Linked DNA regions of Mus musculus: region 2 is linked to region 1. A link is a loop called in an ENCODE intact Hi-C map of the cell type or tissue named here. Cell type or tissue: heart. All regions are shown on one strand. Links, peaks and the distances in the headings refer to the core of each region. The heading gives the core; the rest is flanking DNA.

Region 1 (5,518 bases), core at 162-5,161:
GGGGAAAATATGTGATTGCCTGTCCGTGTTCGCTGTTCCATGAATAACACAGGTTCATTTTTGCACAGACAGGCACCCATTCTGGAAAACGTGGCAGAAGAAAACTAATGCTAAAAGTGTTCCATCACACCATCGTTGATATGAATATATCCTGGAAACGCTTTCATAAACGCATACTCGCATCGTGAAAGTACAGATGTTATGTGCAGATGAGATCACTGGCAATTCACCTCACAAAACAGACTGACCCCCACAACAGTGAAGAGTCCAGAAAGCTTTATTACGGCCAGGCAACACTCTGCTCGGCAGAAGGCACACACTGGGTAGAGAACATAGTCCTTTCTTATACAATATTTGTTGCTGGGCAGGCAGAGCAAGCAAGTGGTTTAACAAAAGCAAATCAGAATGCAGTTATAGCAAGGCCATACATAAAGTTTAAAATTAACAGAGACAAGGGTCTAGGTACAGGCAATTAAATCAGTAGTGATTTAAAACGTTATCTCAATCCTGTTATCATGCAGTGCCGAAATAAGACCAAGAGTCTACACAAACCTTATCTCTTCTCCCACTATCTTACTTACCCTTTTCCCTAGTTTACACAAGATTGCAAGGAACATTTTTTGCACTCAGACCTTGACCATTTGTAGCCTCTAACATTTCTTTAACAATATACATTTTCAAAGATTTCTTATATTTAATTTGTATAGGGGGTTTCTACATGTGAGTGTGGGTGCCGATTGGGGTCAGAACGTGTCCCCCAGAGCTGGAGTTGTGGCTTTTTGTGAACATCCTGACAAAGGTACTGGAAACCAGACTTGGGTCCTATGCAAGAGCTGTGCGGGTCTTAAGTGCTGAGTCATATCTCCAGCCACAACACAGACACTTTTAAAGTACCGGTACAAAACATGTTTAGAAACTCCATTTGAGACCTCTCTGTCCTGTCATTCTAAATGTCAATGAATGCAGTTCTTCAAAACTTAATGGAACCTCACACACTCCCACACCCCCACTCTCATCCCCAGCACACTCACAATACTAAATACTGTGGTTAGAGATTTGTAAACACCCCCAGGCTAAATTCCTGCCAAGGTCTTTCATTGCTTAGGTTTCAAAATGTTGACCCATGGCATCAAAGTACGGTGTGTTTTTTGAAAGCCCATTTTACACCATGCTGCACTTTCCTCTGGAAACATTGCATAACAAAGGCTCTCCTGAAGGGTTAGAGATCCATTTCCTCACGCTCACCCTGATAGTTAATATTTGTGGCTGTTGTTAATTATGCTAACCTCCTAGACTGGACATGACTATTTAGTTTGGTCCCTTTTAACTTTCGTAAGTTAACTTACAAAGCAATAGGTTTAAATGTGGCACCTTCCTATGTCCGCCCTCAGACCTTGTTCTTGCTCATCCTTAACTTAGTTTTGAGACAGAGCACTGCCCATTGCACCTCCTCTCTTGTTGACAATTTCTGACCTTTGTCCTTTTCCCTGAAGGGCTTTCTTACTAAATGTTCTTATCATTAACCCTTGGTAAGATTTATTATTACAATATTATATTTATTATTATTTAATACTTAATTTGGTCCCTCTTAACTTTCATAAGTATTTGGGCCAAATTACCTGTTCTGTTTTGTATATGTAAATGCTTTAATTGATTTTTCTCAATGACAATCAGTATTCTGAAACCTTCTCCGCCTATTTGACTAAACATACTTTGATGAGCTATTAATGCCTCTTTCTAACACAGTAGTCGTGAATGATCTATGTGAAGTCAAAATTATCTGTAAATTGACAGAGTCTCGGATATTTTCTTGTTAATGTGAGAAAACACCTAGCAAAAAGCAAAATAAGGAAGGAAAGTTTTACTTTAAGCTTGCAGTGCAGAGAAGTTCAGCCATCAGGATGGGGAAGGCTTGGAGGTGCTCAGGAGACAGAACAGCATATCTAGTTGACGCCACCACCAACGTTCTGAAGCAACACCTTCTCACATCCCCACAGGCAACAGGTTCATACTGGGGTAGGGACAGATTGGATGAGGCAACCGCCATCCAATCCCAGGAGAGTCGGACGACCGACGGCCCTCCCAGAAGCCCAGGATCTTGAAAGAGACTTCCGCGCTTGTTGCAAATACATTGCGTGGGCATCCACAGTCTATGAGCCTGGAAGCTCTTCTTCCCTCCCTCAGTTTCAATGGGACAGCATGAAAAGATTATGGGGGCAGGCTGAGAAGTAGAGAGGCACCTCAAGGGACTTCCTGATACTCAGTAATGATTCCATTAATTCCCATATCGTGATAATCACGTTAATACCCGCAAACAAATGTAGCTGTTATGAAGTCACAGTAAAACCAACTAGTGGGGTTCAATCCCCCAGCTCTGCCAGAAGACAACCCCTCCCAAAAATTCTGAAAATGTTCTAAAATGTTAATCGAAGTAAATGCCCTCATAAAATGGACACCAAATTACCTACCCCCTCAAGGAACAAGATAACAATCAAGAAACAGCCTATAATCAGAAATGGGAGAGAAAGTTTATTTTAAAACCCTAGGATAAAAATCACAGATTCTGTCACGTTTATAATATCGTTCAGCACATTTACACGCGTCTTGTTTTTGAACACTGGCTTTCCAGACTCCTTTCAGGACCGTTATTTGGATCTGGCTTTCCCCAAGCCTTCCCAAGAGCTGGGAAATTGGTAGATCCAGGAAGGAGCCTTGACAGGCAACTCACCCAGAAGCCTCTAGGGGACGCGGGAGTGCCGCATGAAGTAATGCGCATGTTCCACCCGCTCCGGCGGACCCTCCCTCTCGTCCCTCCCCTTCTCGTTTCCACCGGAAGTGCTCCCTGGGAGCGGCGGCCGGAAACGCGGGCAGGATCGGTTGCGTAAATACTTTTGAAAGACCCTATTAGCGCGCGGGGCGCCACGTTTGATCTGTGGACGGGCTTGGGCGGGTGCAGTGCCGGGCAGAGAGCCACGTACGCCATGGAGTCTATGGGTCGGCAGGACCGCAGGCTGCATCAGCAGCTTAAGGAAAGCAGTAGCCGCTTCCAGACGTTAATGAAGCGGCTGATAGCGAAGGTAGGCTGGGACGGCGGCCGAGGCGGGCAGGGCGCGGTGGGCGGGGATCCAGCGCCCCGGAGTCTGACCAGCTCTCCCTTCCCCGCAGTACAACCAGCCCTTTGAGGACGACCCGTTGGTGGAGATGAGGACGTTAACCTACGAGACGCCCCAGGGTACGAAGCCCTCCCTTCCTGTTGGCACTGGGCCAGAACAGTGGGCCTAGAATTTGCAATGCTGCATTTGTCCCCCTTGCTCCTAGGGACCTTGAATCCCTGAGTTGCTGATTTCCAATTTAATTTCTCTGAAAGAAATGCCTGGAGACACAGTGCAGCCTGGTTTTTTAAAATGCCTGGCATGGAAGTTCGAGCTAATTGATTAGCGGTACAAGTGACTCTGTAAAATAAGGATGTTGACAATCATGGGTAAGCCGTATGGTTGTGTATAACATCACCAGAGTACCTGTCAGGCCATTGGAACAGCACCCAGGACTGCTCCGCTCTCATGGGCTTTGCTGTATAAATGTAGACCCATCTGTTTTGGACAGTCCCCATTATCTGCCACCTCTGACGCATTTTATTTAATGTTGTGAGTGTACTTACTACCTTAAACCTCATCGGTTCTCTAACTGGGATAAGTTTGTTATTTGATGAGGTCGTATCCTTCCCTAAGACCCATCCCTGATGTTTGTCTGAATTTATTGATAAAATCGGATTTCGGATCACAGTCTGCCAGGGGTCTACAAGTGCAGTCTGTCTTTTGTCTTATTGGCTGTTCAGGGCACGTGTTGGGTAAGCATTTTAAATAAGCAGAAACTGAACTAATTCTACAAAGAGGTTGCTTTTCTCTGGATGGGATCAGGACACAGCAATATAGGAATCCATAAGTGTGCTGTCTGACTCTTGGCTTTTCTGTGCTCTTGCGGCTGTTTGTGAAGGGGTAGGCAGTGTCTGGAGTATTTTGGACTGCCCATCTGTCTTCAATGATATATTCTGTCAGTGATATATAACTGATGTCAGTTATATGAGAACAGTGAAGTTGCTGAAGAGTTTGAGACTATACAAGTTGGTATAAGAGCCCTCCCTGAGGTCTGGCCAACACATAGACACCTAGGGCTGCAGTTGTCGGTTAACAAATCTATGTCCTAGCAAGCTTGCCATGAATCCCTCATCTTGTTGATTGTTCTGAGAGACACGTTTTTGGCGCGGCCTTTCCTAACATGCAGTAGACTGAAGTCCAGATTTAAGGTGGAGACTGGAGCAGAGAGCTAACTGCAGAGAACAGGAGGGAATCATTTGTGTGTGTTGACAGTTCACCTGGGCATGCACTTAGCACGTATTGTAGAGTTCAGTTTCAAACATGCAACATTAGCACTTTATGCGATTAAATGTAGAATTCCACGGAGAGGGCCATTCAGCAAAGCCTTGATTTGACTTAGCCGTTGTAGTTGAGCATCAGTGTCCTCTGGAAAGGTCATGTCCCACAGTGGTCAGTGCTATCAGACCTCCCAGAATTCACATGCTGGTTCCACTTCATGAGCAGAGAGCTGGGTTAGTCATCTGAACTTTCCTCTTCGCATATCTGTCTGTACAGTGGACATGGTAAGTCTGTCCTGTGGGCTTTTAAGAGGGTATGGGAGTTACATGCCACACGGGTTGCAAATACGAAACGGTGTGTCCTTGCTAAAACCTGGAGCATAGAGGGTGCTGTGTAATTTATTTTTTCTGTTTCTGTTATAATAATATAATCTGAAATCTCCAGACCCACCATTTTTCTAAGTAACTTGTGTTTTCCTTGAGGGATTTAGAAGGACTGAGTGTACCTCACTGGTTCTGCTAGCTGGGGGGTGACGGGGCTGATGCGCTCCTTCAAGCTCCAGAGTTCTCTGTACGTGGGCTTCTCTGTCCTGGGCTTCTAGATCGCCCTAGGAAAGCACTGACTCCCAAGATGAGGTTAAATGTATGCTACGTGTCTCCCCCTACCTCCCAAATATATAACTTAAGAACAGTATGTATTTGGAATATGAGCTGTGTTAGCCCCTCAGGTACATGGTGGAATTGGGTGACCTGCTGCCTTCTGGGTAGGAGAGACTGCCATTAGTGACAAGTTTGTCCAATCTTGGTTTTTTTAAAAACTTTCTCCTTCACCAAACTGACTGACGGCGCTGCCAATGCCTGGATTGCTCTGAACGCTTGCTTGCCTTTCGCTTCCTTCGCTTTGGTTTCCCATCAAAGCGTTTTAAGCGGAAATGCGAGCATTTCAGATTGCTTCTTCAATTGTCACCTTTGTTTCTTAAGGGTTGAGAGTTTGGGGAGGAAAGCTGATGAAGAAGGAAGACAAGGAATACACTCAGGTATTTGCCATCAGGTTTGCCGCCTTCCTGCTTTACTCTAGTGTGTTGGTGGGACTGCATCCCAGCGCCAGAGAGCCCGGAGGCCGGTGTGCTCTGTGATGGGATGACC
Region 2 (5,518 bases), core at 140-5,139, 130 kb after region 1:
TTCTCTTCCAGGTTTCCAAAATGCCTTTCCAGGCTAGAACCCAGGCTGTGATCTGCTGGCCGGACACAACAAAAGGTTTCATTTTGTCTTACTTGCTTATAGTCTATTGCTAAGGAAAGGCAGGGCAGGAACATGAAGGCAAGAACTGAAGCAGAGACCAGGGAGGAATGCTGCTTACTGTCATTCCTTATGGGAAAGCCTGTTTCTTATACACCATACCCCAGGACAACCTACTTACAGATGCACCAACAATGAATTTGGGACTCCTAAATCAAGGACTAATTAAGAAAATGCACCACAGATTGCCTGCAAGCAAATCTCTTACAGAGATTTTCTTAATTGAGAGACCCTTTTGGAAGTGATCTGAGCTTTTGTCAAATTGACATAAAACTAGCCATACAGTATAAGTAGGGCTACTGGAGTTAAACTCAGGCCCCACACATTCTAGGCAAGGATTCATGAGGGAACCCCATCAATCCAGATCATTCTCCATGAAGGAGAGAAAATATAGCTAGGGCAGTGGCTTTCCCTGATGACAGTTGACACCATCAATGAAGACTATGTTACGCATCACAGGTCTGGGAAACTACAACACTACAGCAGTGTTTAACACCCAAATGAACACTTGGCTGAAGAGGTCAGGCACTGTGACAGGTATCTGAGATTTCAGAGGCAAGTTCTAGGGCAGGATAGAAAAAACAAGGGCAAAATGCACACTCCCACATGTAGCAGAGATGGTACCCCACTCATTCTTTGAAAGTCATGGTATCAGTGAATCCCAAAAGGGCTCTGTGAATGTAACAAAAAAATCATTGAGCACCCTCTTTAAGATGGTGGCAAAAAGAGTTCCCTGTTGAAGGCCATGGATGGGGTGAAAAGTACTTAGCTGAGTCAAGCCACACATAGCAAAAGGATGGGGAAACACAGCAGCAAATGATATCTGCTTCAAGTACTCACTAGCATGTTGTTACTAGACAAATTCCTTCCATGTGTGAAGAAAGATTCAAAAACACCATTTGATAAAGTCATTAATAGAGAAAGTTATTATCTTACTCTGTCTTTCCCTGTCAATAAAAATCTTCAATTTGTGGTCCAGATCCTCCTGAGTGTGAGACATTGACTAAGACTTTACCATAAATTCAGAGATTGCACCAGGTGCCAACTCATCTCTGGCATGACTCCCACCACCTCATGCCCTCTGTGGCTGAGTTTCTCTGCATGGTAAACCAGTGATAGTCATCTATGGGCACCAGCATCAGCCTGCCTGCCTGGGCAAAGCCAGAGACCAGCAGCAGACACATAAACACACACACACACACACACACACACACACACACATACACAGAGAGACAGAGACAGAGAGAGACAGAGAGGCAGAGACAGACAGAGAGAGACAGAGAGAGAGATAGAGAGACAGAGACAGACAGAGACAGAGAGAAAGGGAGGCTGGAAACCCTCCAGGAGCTGTGGGAGGAGCCAGGCCCTAGGCAATCCAGCCTTGGGTCTTTGCTGCTCTGATTCATCCTGGAAGATCAAACCTTCCCTTGTGGAGGGCATGGACTCACAAGCCATCAGGGCATTCTCGCAGACAGTGGGTACCGATAAGAGAAATAAGAAATGAGCAGTTCTCTTTGGGATACCTACTTATATGTTTACATAATAAGAAAAGCTTAAACTGTTAGTACTGGATGGAGATGGGCAATGTGCCACAGGGCAATTTACAAACCCTTGTGAAGAAATGTGTGAGACACCAAGTAGTAGGTGTCTGTGCAACTGAAGAAATGTGTGTCACCCAGGTAGAGGAAAGTGAATTTCAGAAGTGCTTGCACTTCGGGAACTGGTTTCAAAGCAAAATCAGTCCAATTTCTTCAGGCGACTAGACTCTGCTCAGGAAAAGGCAAGCTGCCTCTGCTTTCAAGGCATGAAGGGGAGGCTTGCCACCTCCCCAACCCACCTCGCCACCTGCACAGTCATGCCACAGACAGTGAACAGACTCTCCCTGGATGGGTGCATCAACATCACAGCTCCTCTACATTGTGAAAGAGGGGTCACAAAGAAGATAAGAGTTAGAACCCCAGGAAGTCTGTGGTGAACCTGCCTCTCCATGTAAGTGAAACCAGAACAAAGGCAAGATGAACGTGGAAGGGGGAGAATTTCTCAAGGTCTCACCCCTAGACAAAGAACTACAGGCTACTGGGAGAGTTGACCTCTCCCAGGCACGAGTCCTTGATTGATTGTCCAATATCAAGTGTTCAGCCCTGATACCAAATACACACAAACAACAAAAACAGACTCAGCAGCCTATACCTGTACTTTTGTTAAACACACACACAAACACGCACGTGCGTGCATGCAGAAAAATAGTTAGCAAAGAAGAGAGTATCAGTTTGAGACTGGGAAAACACAGGTAGGGTTGGAGAGAAGATAAGATAGGAGGGGAGTCATGATGTAATTCTATTCTGTTTGAAAATGTTAAAAAAAAGTGATTAAAAAATATAATTACAGGAATCACATTACAGGAATTTAAACACCCACACAGGATAAGTGATAAAACCATTCAGATATTTGAGATTCACAGAAAGCCAATCATGGTGAAATCTAAAATATTTTAAGAAAAAATTACCATTCAAAGCAAAAGGGCAAGTTAACCAATTTAGACTCACACAAATAAAAACCATGTAGATCAAAAGAAAACAGCCAGAAAAGAATCAACAAGGAATAAACAAACAAACAAAAAGCCCTAAAAAGCATGCAGCACATACATGAAAGTCTGAGTGTTACTATCCCCAAATGAGACAGGGTCTTTGCTAACTTTGGTTAAAGATGTGAGTGTGTAATTTCCAATGGAGGAAATGCAAATGGCCCCACTAGCTAAGGAAACAGATGTCAGAGACTGAAGCAGCTCCACAGAAAGAGGGAGAGGACAGGAATAAGCTAAGTGACCCTTCATTTCTTACTGTGTCTCTCACTCTTTTGCCAAAAGCAATGCAGGCTGGTGATTATAAATGAGAATGTCAGCGGTACACACACATCCGTAAGCAAGATTTATCAGCTGCACAAACGCACAGTTAAGTGTGAATGGTTAAAAGAAATCCATCAAAAGAACTGAAAAAGAAGAACATAAATGCCAAACCACCATCCAGCAAGGAATAACTTTATCATCCAAAGCCGAGCTCTTCATGTGCTAAAGGGAAGATGGTGTACCTTGAAAAGTGGCTTTCCCTGGTGGCAGTTGATCCTACCAACATAGATCACATTGGGCATCATGGGTCTGGGGAACTCCAAGACAAAGTCTCTGCCTAACAACCAAATGGACGCTGGGCAGAAGAGGTCTGTCATAGACACTGGGGTCTGGAGAACGTCAGAGGCAATATCTGCAGCACTTTTGAAAAAAGTATGACAAAATGCACTCTCCCCCATGTAGACGAGAAGGTTCCACACTCTTCTTGAAACTCATGGTGTCTGTATATTTCAAGAGAGCTCTGGGGACAAAAGAGGGAGGCCTGGGGCACTGGGTGCCATCTTCAAGATATTAACAAAATATTCCCCTGCTAAAGACCACGGATGGGAGAGAGAAACACTTGACTACAATTAAGCCAAAGACATTAAAAGGATCCAAAAACACAACATTAAAAGAAGTCTGCTTAAAGTACTCCACTAACTTCTTGTCGTTAAACAAACCCCTACAGCATGAAAATAAGAGTTCAAAGAAAACTTTGGCTGGACTCTTCAGTAGAAGAAGTGTTCCCTCTTCTTGGATTTTCCATTGAGATTCAGTAAACACTCGGTAAAAATCCTCGAGAGTGTGAGAGACTGCGTATGTTTTCATTGTACAATTTAGGGATTTACCCAGCTGCCAACTCACCTCTGGTATGACTACCACAACCTCATGCCCTCTGTGAATTAGTTTCTCCACAACTATCTGCATGGTGAACCAATAGCTCCCACCCAAAGGCACCACCAGCAGCGTCATTGCCTGGGCAAAGCCAGAGGCCAGGAGCAGGCACCCACAAAGAGGAAGGGAGGCTGGAAAGGTTGCAGGAGCCATGGGAGAAGCACAGCCCAAGGCAATCCAGCTGCTGAGATCTGTGGTCACCTAACACAGCAGAGGATGTGTAGTGGAAAGAAATATCTACCCACTCAGGAGTGCATGTACCTTCAAACAGTCATAGACACGGACTGACTTGGGAGAACATTAATAAATGAGCATGAATTATTAAGAAAACAAACAGACTTGTTTTGTGAGTTTTTTCGTGGGCATAATCACACAATGTGAGCTTAGAAATTGTTATGAGGAAATATACTAGACCCTAAGGAGTCCAAATGCTTATACAAAAGGAAGCAAGTTTCAAAGAAGCTTATATTTCTAGGATTGGTCTCAAAGCAAAATCTGGACACTTTCTGCAGGTTACCAGACTGCGTTCCAAAGGGATTTATTACCTCTGCTTTCAAGCTTCAAGGGAAGGGTCCTGAAGCTGCAACTCCTCTCAAGAGACAGAGAATCAACTCTGCCAGAGAGCAGGGCTGCTGTCTCTGTGCACACAGTGGGATTCTTGTTCCATTTTCAAACACTCTTTCATCTGCCTTGCTGACGCTAGGCTGACAACCATCTTCACAAACCAATCCAGGGACGGGAAGGAAGGTGACATCAACCTCCTTACAAAATCCCCTCTGAGTCACTGGAAGCCATAGGCAGACATTCTCTATGAAGAAGCAGAGAGAGCTCTCCTGTGATGCCCCTCAGTAGCCCAGGGACCTTCTCCACAGAGCAATGGCTCTGTCTCCCATGGCACTGCAGTATCTGCAGGGTTGCTTCCACCTTGTGGCTACTTTGAACAGTGCTGCCATCAGCACTACATGCAGGGTCTTCTCAGGAATTGATCTCAAGTCCTTCAACTGGGATTAAGGCTGCTAGCTCAGGAGGAAGTTCTGGTGCTCACTGCTAAGAAACTATTAGACAGGTCTACACGGGGCGGTAGCATTTTAATTTCCATCCAGACCTCCATTACTGCCTGGCCTCCACATCCACTCTGAAGCTATTTTTACTTCTGTTTAGTGTACTCTTCCTGGTGCTGGGCACGACATCTTGTAAATCTTGTAGATCTTGCCTTTGACTCTCAGCACAGCACGGTTTCAGAAAAGTTGCTCTACGTAGACAGAAGCCCCTTGAGCTGCATAGACACTGGGTCTGGTTAACCTCACTATGTGATATTTTTATTAATCTGCAAGGGTTTTTTTCCCTTTTTTAAAAATTAGGTATTTATTTCATTTACATTTCCAATTCTATCCCAAAAGTCCCACACACACTCCTGCCCCACCCCACCCCCCACACTCCCACTTCTTGGCCCTGGCATTCCCCTGTACTGAGGCATATAAAGTTTGCACAACCAATGGGCCTCTCTTTCCACTGATGGCCGACTAGGCCATCTTCTAATTCATATGCAGCTAGAGACACAAGCTCCGGGTGGGTACTGGTTAGTTCATATTGTTGTTCCACTTATAGGGTTGCAGATCCCCC

The links. Peaks named below come from ENCODE experiments on the same cell type or tissue, not always from the same donor. Only the 100,000 strongest peaks of a DNase experiment are listed, where the experiment ranks them.
Region 2: it touches region 1 in a loop (2.3-fold over the local background); 19 of 42 quality-filtered maps call a loop at or near these places.

What each region holds. Positions count from the first base shown.
Region 1 is chr1:88,274,933-88,280,450 of GRCm38, reverse strand. It overlaps Hjurp (Holliday junction recognition protein), which reads left to right and starts at 2,872. Exons shown (of 8, transcript NM_198652.2): 1 at 2,872-3,077; 2 at 3,166-3,232; 3 at 5,354-5,409. The coding sequence starts at 2,982. In heart, for the core only: a CTCF peak has its summit at 2,726; DNase peaks (open chromatin) are centred at 2,170, 2,830 and 4,580; H3K4me3 peaks cover 2,544 bases; H3K27ac peaks cover 2,184 bases.
Region 2 is chr1:88,149,568-88,155,085 of GRCm38, reverse strand. The region is part of intron 1 of Ugt1a10 (UDP glycosyltransferase 1 family, polypeptide A10); the gene reads right to left. All of the region lies in intron 1 of Ugt1a9 (UDP glucuronosyltransferase 1 family, polypeptide A9), which reads right to left. The region is part of intron 1 of Ugt1a8 (UDP glucuronosyltransferase 1 family, polypeptide A8); the gene reads right to left. The region is part of intron 1 of Ugt1a7c (UDP glucuronosyltransferase 1 family, polypeptide A7C); the gene reads right to left. It also overlaps Ugt1a6b, Ugt1a6a, the pseudogene Gm15374 and the pseudogene Gm15371. Among named protein-coding and RNA genes, the nearest start is that of Ugt1a5, 14 kb to the left of the region's middle. In heart, for the core only: no CTCF peak of the experiment used is centred there; no DNase peak of the experiment used is centred there.